Regions from separate parts of the Homo sapiens genome. Here region 1 is linked to region 2. The links are chromatin contacts, found by Hi-C in ENCODE. All regions are on one chromosome and are shown on one strand. The core of a region is the stretch at or near the end of the contact, and the rest is flanking DNA. Distances in the headings are between cores, read along the strand shown.

The links. Hi-C counts contacts between places; a loop is a spot of excess contacts on that map. Pooled maps may share reads with other maps.
Region 1: a loop to region 2 is called in a pooled map, with 4 times the contacts of the local background. The contact joins two enhancer-like sites. A Hi-C loop is called at or near these places in 3 of 37 single-sample maps with no recorded cell type and 8 of 50 pooled maps.

The regions. Positions count from the first base shown.
Region 1 is chr17:41,338,987-41,343,097 of GRCh38, forward strand. No RefSeq gene overlaps it. Among named protein-coding and RNA genes, the nearest start is that of KRT33A, 9.8 kb to the right of the region's middle. Within about 2 kb of position 2,690, at least 4 of the 41 ENCODE cell types and tissues checked have a DNase peak (open chromatin) inside an H3K27ac peak, as active enhancers do.
Region 2 is chr17:40,618,862-40,623,373 of GRCh38, forward strand. No RefSeq gene overlaps it. Among named protein-coding and RNA genes, the nearest start is that of SMARCE1, 27 kb to the right of the region's middle. Within about 2 kb of position 1,255, at least 7 of the 41 ENCODE cell types and tissues checked have a DNase peak (open chromatin) inside an H3K27ac peak, as active enhancers do.

The DNA of each region.
Region 1 (4,111 bases), core at 1,440-3,939, 720 kb after region 2:
AAACTTTGCAGTCTCAGCATATCACGGAGACACAGGGACGTGAGCATGTCAGGTAACTTTCTGGGTTTACACTTAAGCACCTCTGAGAACTGGAAAAACCCTTGGCACAAATTCAATCTTTGTGTGGGCAAACCACTTTAGTTCTTAGTTTCTGTTTACTGTTGGGCTTGGTTCAAATGTTGCATTCTGTACCCCTGTTCTTGCCACCAAAGTTCTTTCACCATGAAGTTGCACGTCTAATCCTATGAGTGTCATGGTTGTTAATCTAAGAATAACATACTGCCTTCAAAGAACAGCGTCAAGTTTGAGAAAAGGAAGAATTACTCCCTTCTCATTAGAAAAAAGACAATCATGTACCCACATGTTTCCTGCTCTTCTCAGTTGCCTAAGTGCGTCTTCTGTTGATAAACAAAAACATTTTTTGCTGCATAGTATTGCTCAAGCAACCCCTCTATGCCTCATTTCCTCATCTGCCCTAAATAGGTTATGCATTTCAGGCAGGCAGATTATTAATTATTTGTTGAGCACTTATTGTGTGCCTACTTTACGTCTGCCATAAAAGTACCACAAGGATCAGTTTAAAAAATGAGAGAATTCCTCAAAATTATTTAAACTGTCTGACTCAAGCTCTAATCTAGCAGGGACAATGGCCAGATGGAGTCCAGGGATGAAGTTTTGAGCTGGCTGCATGGGTTGTTCCAAGGCAGCAATATGCAGGTATGAGCTGTGCCAGGCACAAGAGCACCCAGCTGCAGGGTGGGATGGAGACGAGCTTATGTGCTGCTTGCCAAATCAGGCACCTACAGGCTGCATCCACCCAGAGAGAGAGCCTTTCTCTAAACCATTAATGGTGCACAGGGGTTATTGCAGACCTGGCTGAGAGGCCAAGAGCAGAAAAAGCTAGAGAGAATGGGGGCATATATCAGGAGGCATCAAAGGCCAGAATTAGGAAAAGCTAGAGAGAATAGGGGCAAATAATGCCCTGGAGGCACCCAAGGCCAGAACCAGAAAAGCTGGATCTACCATTAAATCCAAGGGGTGAACATGGGGTTAGAAATGGAGACAAAGGCAAGGTAGTGACAGAAACAGGGCCACAAAAAACGACCAAGCAAAAAAACTGACAATTCACTAAATGCCTAAGACAACTGCAATAGACATTTTGTTTTTTTCTTCTTCTCCTCCTTTCTTCCTCCCTGCCTTTCTTCCTTCCTTCCTCACTCATTCTCTCTCCTTCCCCCTCGTCCTCCTCTTCTTCTCCTTCCTCTTTCTGTTTTAGTAACAATCTCAGAGCACAAGTGTAAACCTTCAGTTAAACAGACAGCAGTGAGGCAGACATCTGCTTTTCTAAAATCCTTGACATCCAAATGTGAAACAGAGCTCACTAAAGCTCAGTTGCAAAATTCTAGATGCTCCTCTCTCCATCTCTAACCCATGGAATATTTTCCCTCTTATAGCCCCTTGAAGTGTCTATGCACTTCAGTTCATAAAATGCTGCCGTGGGGAACCAATCTAATTAAGCACTTACCAAGAAAGCATTCAAACTCTCTCATCTATGTCCTTTCCCTGCCCCCAGAGTGCACCCTTCTTAGAGGCATGTCCCTCTGTGCTGGTCATACCTGTGCATTACCATGCATGGCCTGCAGTCACTTCCCGCAGTGACCCTCCCACGTGTCCCCCTGGCTCTTTGACAATGGACCACACACCCTCTGCTCTCAGGGTCTTGGTAACCCTCATGTTTCACAGCAGCCAGCAGTCAGTCAGCCTCCACAACCAACCAAGATGAAGTCAGCATGTGCAGGTCTGAAATAATTATTAACAGGAAATACAAACACGTTAAATTTTACCCAGGCCTTTAATGATACACTTAATTGTTGGTTTCCTGTGTAGAAAATAGGCATAAGTGGAAACCAGTTCCCATAAAGTGACTAAAATTCCTATGACTTTGACACCACCAGCTCTGTGCTTTACTTTTATCTTTCCATTTGAAAATTCTGATTGTTATAATCAGCAAAAATACCACCAGTTTCATAATCATAATTAGCCATCTTCCTCCTAACACAGCACGCACACACACCTGCACTCACACACACAAGCATAGGTGCACAGACCCACACAGATGCATGCAGGCACATCTGAATTCATTTCTCTCTGATTCTCAGCCCTCGAGCTCAGATTCTTCAGTTTCTTGTCCCATCTGGCCTGTCTTCTACAACCCTCAATTTGAGAGAACCTGAAACTAGATTCTCACCTGGTTACTGAAGGACTCAAATGAGCAAAACCTTTTATTCTCAAGGCTGTGGAGACCCTGTGATGAGCAATAGGAAAGGGGTCAGAATGCAGGGCTGCTAAGGAAGTGAATAGGAACTCCATTTACTGGACACTTATGATGTATCTGGTTGGGTTGAGCATCTTTGCAACATAATCTGATTCTACCTTTATTTAAAAAAAAGTGAGGTGGTTATTAGTCTCCCATTTTCAGTTTAAGAAACCGTGGCTTAAAAAGCATAGTAACACAATGCAGGCTGAGATACAGATAGAGGTTACAAGACTGAAACCAGATTGAAAACTAAAGCAGTCACTTTCAAATGCATGATTTTTCTGAGGTTTGGTTTCTAGCCTTTCTTTTTTCACCTTTTAACCACTTTTAAAACTTTAAACACATTCACTCCCATGTGCCACACCCAAGCTTTAGCTCGTCGGGATCCCCCACAGCTTCATTTGTGCCGCTGCAGGAAGTCATCTTGTGTAGATGCCATCACATCCAGGCCGCAGCTGAGCAAGTGTTTGAATTTTTTGTAAATACATCTTTGACTGGGGAGGCTGTAAATCCTCCCTAGGCTTTACTATTGCAGGATCTGGCCAGCAATCTGCAATGCAATGGGGCTCTTTGTTCCCAGGAGGATTGGCAGGTTGAGAAAGAATAGACACACACAAGATAGTGAAAGCTGGGTCCGGGGGGTCACCGCCTTCTGGTCCTGCGATGCCACCAATGCACTGGATATAAATATAGCATTTGTTATTAAGTTTAGTGAGGGTGGGGGTAGGTTAGTGAGGGATTTCGGGTCATTTGATTATGAGGTGAGATGGTCACATGGGGATGAAGCAATTCTTTAACATAACATCTGTATGCAGAAGTACAATATACAGAGATAAGAATTTACAATATAGTATGTGCATCAGTAATTTCTAACAGAGCCTTAAAACAGAAACACAGTGTTTCCATAACCTGTGATTAGCAAGATATTAATCAGCAGTAACAGTTGCAGCAAAAGCTGGTTACAAACAATCCATAGAAACAGGACGTGAAGCTAGACAACAGGTTAGACCAGAAATTCTCAGAAGGGAGAATGCCTTAACCCTAAAGAGGCCTAGAAGAGCTGTGGCAAGATGAGGGCATTTATAGCCCTATCTTATCCATATGAACATGCACCCCTCATGCGTCCGTTTATAGGCTCTCCTCAAGGGTCGCATTCCGTTCTCAGAGCTATGAACATCTGCTTTTCTGGGATAGGAATCTTGGTGATGTGAAACATCCCTGCCTGCCCTTCCGTTCATAGACTCTGCAGGGGGAAGCACATCACACGCTGTTGGCTTATTCTGGTAGTCCAGCCTGGCATTGTCTTTACACAATCCTGCATGCAACTTTGTATTTACAATAATCAGGAGCATTTCATCTTTTATTCCATAGCAATAGTTTCAAGGGCTCCCCCTACACTTTACATTTCAGTCCTGTGCTTGTCCCTACAAGTTTAAAAAAAAAAAGTGAGAGTGAGGGAAAGCTACCTCTGCACACCTGCAGCAGGCTCAGCGAGGAGCCTGGTGGGGCCGGGGCCCACCTGCCTGGCACATAACTTCATCAAGTTGTCAGTGTGCATTTTGCAATAACAAGGGACAGATCATGTCATCCTCATATCCTTTTATAGTTGGAGCCATTCTTGGGACTTTTGGTGCCTGCTGCCAGACTCTCCTGTTTTTGATGAGAAATGTGAGCAGTTGTTGTTAGATGTCAGTGATTCTTCTTTGAAACATAAAAGAAGACATACCTGACTTGTAATTGTCATCCACTACCCTGAAACTTTAAATGTTAGTGTTCAGTAAACCTATTTTCCAT
Region 2 (4,512 bases), core at 5-2,504:
TCCAGTTTGTTTTCCCAACCAGTCTTCATCTGATAGCGTGTTTAATTGCATGATCCTAATATACATTTACTTTTTGAAGAAACCTAGTTTGCACGGTCCCATGTGGCTACATAATCTTTCTCATCATCGTTAAGGCACAAAATACCTTTAGGATCATAATTTACTCAGCCAACTTCCTGCAGCTGAAAATTTAATTATTTCTTTTACCTTTCAAACCAATGTGTTTGCTTGTCTTTTCTGGACTCTGCCCTGGGGCCCCGGCAGAGAGGAGGTGGAGCCGTGGAACAGGGTTAGACCCAACTCATCTTCACGTCCTGCCCCTCAGCCCGGCCCTTGGCCCGACCCCTGCCAAATGGCTCCGGCTGTGTTCAGGTGCCTGCGGAAAGGCGCTCCTACCTGTCAGCAGTGTAAGGGCATTTCCAGGTCACATCTGTCAAGGACTTTCATTCATGGAGCACTTGCCCACTGGACACTTGCCACTTGTGTAGACACCTCCTCTAGCAGGGACCATGCCATACTGCATCTTTTATTACTGGTGCCAAGGAGGGTTCCTGGCATATAAAAAGTGCTCAGCAGTTGTTTGTTGAGTGAATGAAAGTTAAGAGTGATTGACAACTCACGAGGAATCCTGTAAGTCACCAGGCTCTTGCCCAGCTTGGGCTGCAGAATCGGACACTGTGCTGCTTCACAGGCCTTGGGGACTTTGACTAAGATACCTTCCCCATCCCCCAACTTCAACCATACATTTATGAAGGTTTAATAGCGCAGGGTCCCCACCAGACCCTCCAGCGTAGGTCTATTTTTTTTTTTTTGAGATGGAGTCTCACTCTGCCTCCCAGGCTGGAGTGCAGTGGCGTAATCTCGGCTCACTGCACCCTCTGCCGCCCAGGTTCAAGCAATTCTCCTGCCTCAGCCTCCCGAGTAGCTGAGATTACAGGCACCTGCCACCGCATCTGGCTGATTTTTGTAGTTTTAGTAGAGACGGGGTTTCACCATCTTGGTCAGGCTGGTCTTGAACTCCTGACCTCGTGATCCGCCCGCCTTGGCCTCCCAAAGTGCTGGGATTACAGGCGTGAACTACCGCGTCCGGCCCCCTTTTTTATTTATTAGGGTGATCAGCTTGTTTCCGTTTTCCCGGGACTTGCCTGGTTTTATCACTGAATGTCCTTCCTCAGTCCCAGGTAAGCGGGGACAGAGTTCTCCTAGTTCTCGGCATCCAGTGCTTAACAAGCTCCTGTAGAGGGCGCTGGAGGAAAAGCTCAGGAGGCAGGTGCCGGATGGATTGAGCAGTTGCTGTCCCAGGTGGAAGATATCATGTCACCCGGACACCATCGCCCGGAAAATATCACGTCACCTGGACACCATCAGACTCAGGAGCGGGTTAGAAAACAACCGATCTCCTTAACCCTCCCCCAGGAAACGCTTGTGTCAGGAAACTGATGCTTATTGGCCAAGAGGGAGTGACCGTGTCAGACAAGTCTCTGTTTCTTCATCCTGAGAAAGCAAATCATGTATAAATGAATTGTGGTTGTTTCAGGCTGTCAAACTCCAAATGTGTTCTGGCTGCAACTACCCTGACAGCAGGATGCTCCAGTTGCATTGACCTAGAACAATCTAGGACAGAGAAAAAAAAAATCGCTTTGATTTTGTTGGGGAGGACACATTTTTTAATTCTGTCTTTCCAGGTTCTTGGCAGGATCTCTGTAACAAAAGTCAGGCTAGAAAGAGAGAAGCATATATATTTATTTAATACACGTTTTATGTGATACAGGGGCTTTTGTAAGGAAATGAAGACCCAAAGAAATGTTTAAACCTGAGTGTTTTTATACGGGGTTTGATGAAGAGTGGAAAGTCATGGAAGAATATGATAGGACAGAGGGGATGAGCTGAGGGTGGGAAAGCGGGGGGAAGCTCAGCAAGGCCTGTTTGCCCAGTTTCTCTTCTTCGCAGATAAAAATGCGCTCTTCCCCTGAGTATAGGGAGGGCACCTGTCACCTGAGGTTCTTATGACCTGCTTCAAGGGAAGTTCAGAAATTGGTTCAGCTTAAAACATCCACTATTTTCAAGGTGCCATATTTTGGGCCTGAATCCCATCCATTTTTTTTCAAGTGTGTCTATCCTGACACACATTTTTTTTCAAGTGTGTCTAAAACTGTCCATTTTCCCCTGGTTTATGTAGACCTATCCAATTCCCTTGGGAAACTCAGTGGGAAACATGAAATTTACTTTCGAAGTGGGTGGTGATAATGAAAAATTAATCTTGCTACGATTCTGGTAAGAGACCAGACCCACACAGACCCTACTTTGGGCATTACCTGGCTGAAGCCAGCAGCAAGGCAGCGCACCCTTCTGACACGCACAGGTTGCCAGGGGCTCCACATGCATCAGCCCCCTGCTTTGGTGCATCACATATATTGCTGTTGATGTGTTCAACTCTGTTGCAAAGTGTTTGGAACAGATAACATCACAGTCGGATCATTTATCAATTCTTTCACTCGCCCACCTTTTGTTGTTGAACCACATACTTTGGGTAATAACTACAGTTTATTAGGTATGCTGTGAACACTGTTTTTAAGGAGTGCCTGGCTGAAAACACCCACAAAATGATTTAAAAACACAAAGCTAGGCCAGGCAGAGTGGCTTACGCCTGTAATCCAAGCACTTTGGGAGGCCGAGGAGGGCGGATCACTTGAGGCCAGGAGTTGGAGACCAGCCTGGCCATCATGGCAAAATCCCGTCTCTACCAAAAATACAAGAATTAGCTGTGCATGATGACGTGTGCTGTAGTCCCAGCTACTCGGGAGGCTGAGTTAGGAGAATTGCTTGAACCCAGGAGGCGGAGGTTGCAGTGAGCTGAGATCACTCCATTGCACTCCAGCCTGGGCAACAGAACGAAACTATCTCAAACAGAACAAAACAAAACAAACCCTCCGAAACCCACAGAGCTAGTATTTACAAGTTGGAATGTCATCATTGTGAATGTTTCCATCTGCACAAATATCTGGAAAACGACTATTAGGATACCAGCCTTTATTACTGCTCTATTAAGAGAAGCCATTTGCTCCTAAGCCCTTCGCTCTCTTAAAAAAATCATTTTAAGAACTGGAGTGGTTATGAGAAAAGCACCGGTGCTTTTAAAGATTTGCAGAAGGGGGAAAGGTCACTTGGCTGTCAGTTTGAGTTTTTATCTCATAGATGGGGTACCTATCACTCACAGAACTGGAGTCGGATAGACCTGAGTGGGAATCCTGTCTCCATCATAAATTAACTGTGTGATCTTGGACAAGTTATTTAACTTTTCTAAACCTCAGTTTCTCCATCTTTAAAACAGAGATGATATTCATAATATGTCATTAAAAAGTATAACATTAGAATGTGTCGCACACTGAAGAACGTCCAACTCTTGGCAAAGTTCAGTCCAACTAGGCTTGAACATGTTTTTAAAAATATCCTGAGGCTCTGCTCTCCCCGGAAGAAGCTGTAAAGAACAATTCCAGCCCTGGCACTGAGACAATTGGATCTTAGATGAGTCATTCACTTCTCTTTTTTGGGGCCTCAGTTTCCCCTTTGGTAAAATGAAGAGATTAAACCAAATCAGTGATTCTCCAAACTTTGCTAGTCTGCTAGGCTTCTCCTTAGTAGCCTCTAATTCAGTAGTCTTGGGTGGGGTTCAGACAGCTTCCCTAGGAGATTCTGTGCTCAATCTGAGAGCCACCCACCTAAGAACCACAACCACAGCCACCTAGACTCTGACTGACATTTGATGGCTTCAAGGAGGTATTTTAAAGCTATTGTCCCAGAATACGTGGTGTGTTTTTTGAGGAGGAGGAAGATCTATCCACGGCACACATCAGGAAGAGGTGGTTAAAGGTCAGAGAGTTATTCTGCAGAAAATCCATCTGATTTGGTACTTCCTGAAATTTTTGACACCCAACCAGGGATGTCTTTTAAAAGGTTCCCCACTGCTCACAGATTGACAGGAAACCACAACAGGGGTAAAATGCACGCATAACACAGCATACATCAGACATGAGGGTAGTTCTCTATATAGCACAGTATTTTTTATTATTGTAGGCTTACAAATGATTTAAGTCTGTGTGTTTGTGTGTGTGTGTGTACTTTTTCATTTTGGTGGTATGGAAAGCTTTGGAGGGAAGAAGGAAAGGATTCCACAAGGAATAGTTTTTCCATATACATCTCCCATTGCAAGAACACTGATCTCCGAGTGGATTCTTTTGTCTTGAGTCTTTTGAATTATTGATCCACAATGATGAAATCCCTAGCACAGATGTTCAATCTTGATGTCATTTAATATCTCGTACAACAGCCTGAGGCTAATTTTCCTCTCTCCAGGAAAAATGGTTTGTAAGAGTTGATTGATCAACTCAAGCCCAAGATCACAAATATAAACTTCATTGGTAAAGTGATCTACTCTAATATTATCTTCAGGGATTAGAAAATAAAAAGTATAAAAAGTGCATGAGCATACAGTAAGTGCTCAACAAATGTTGG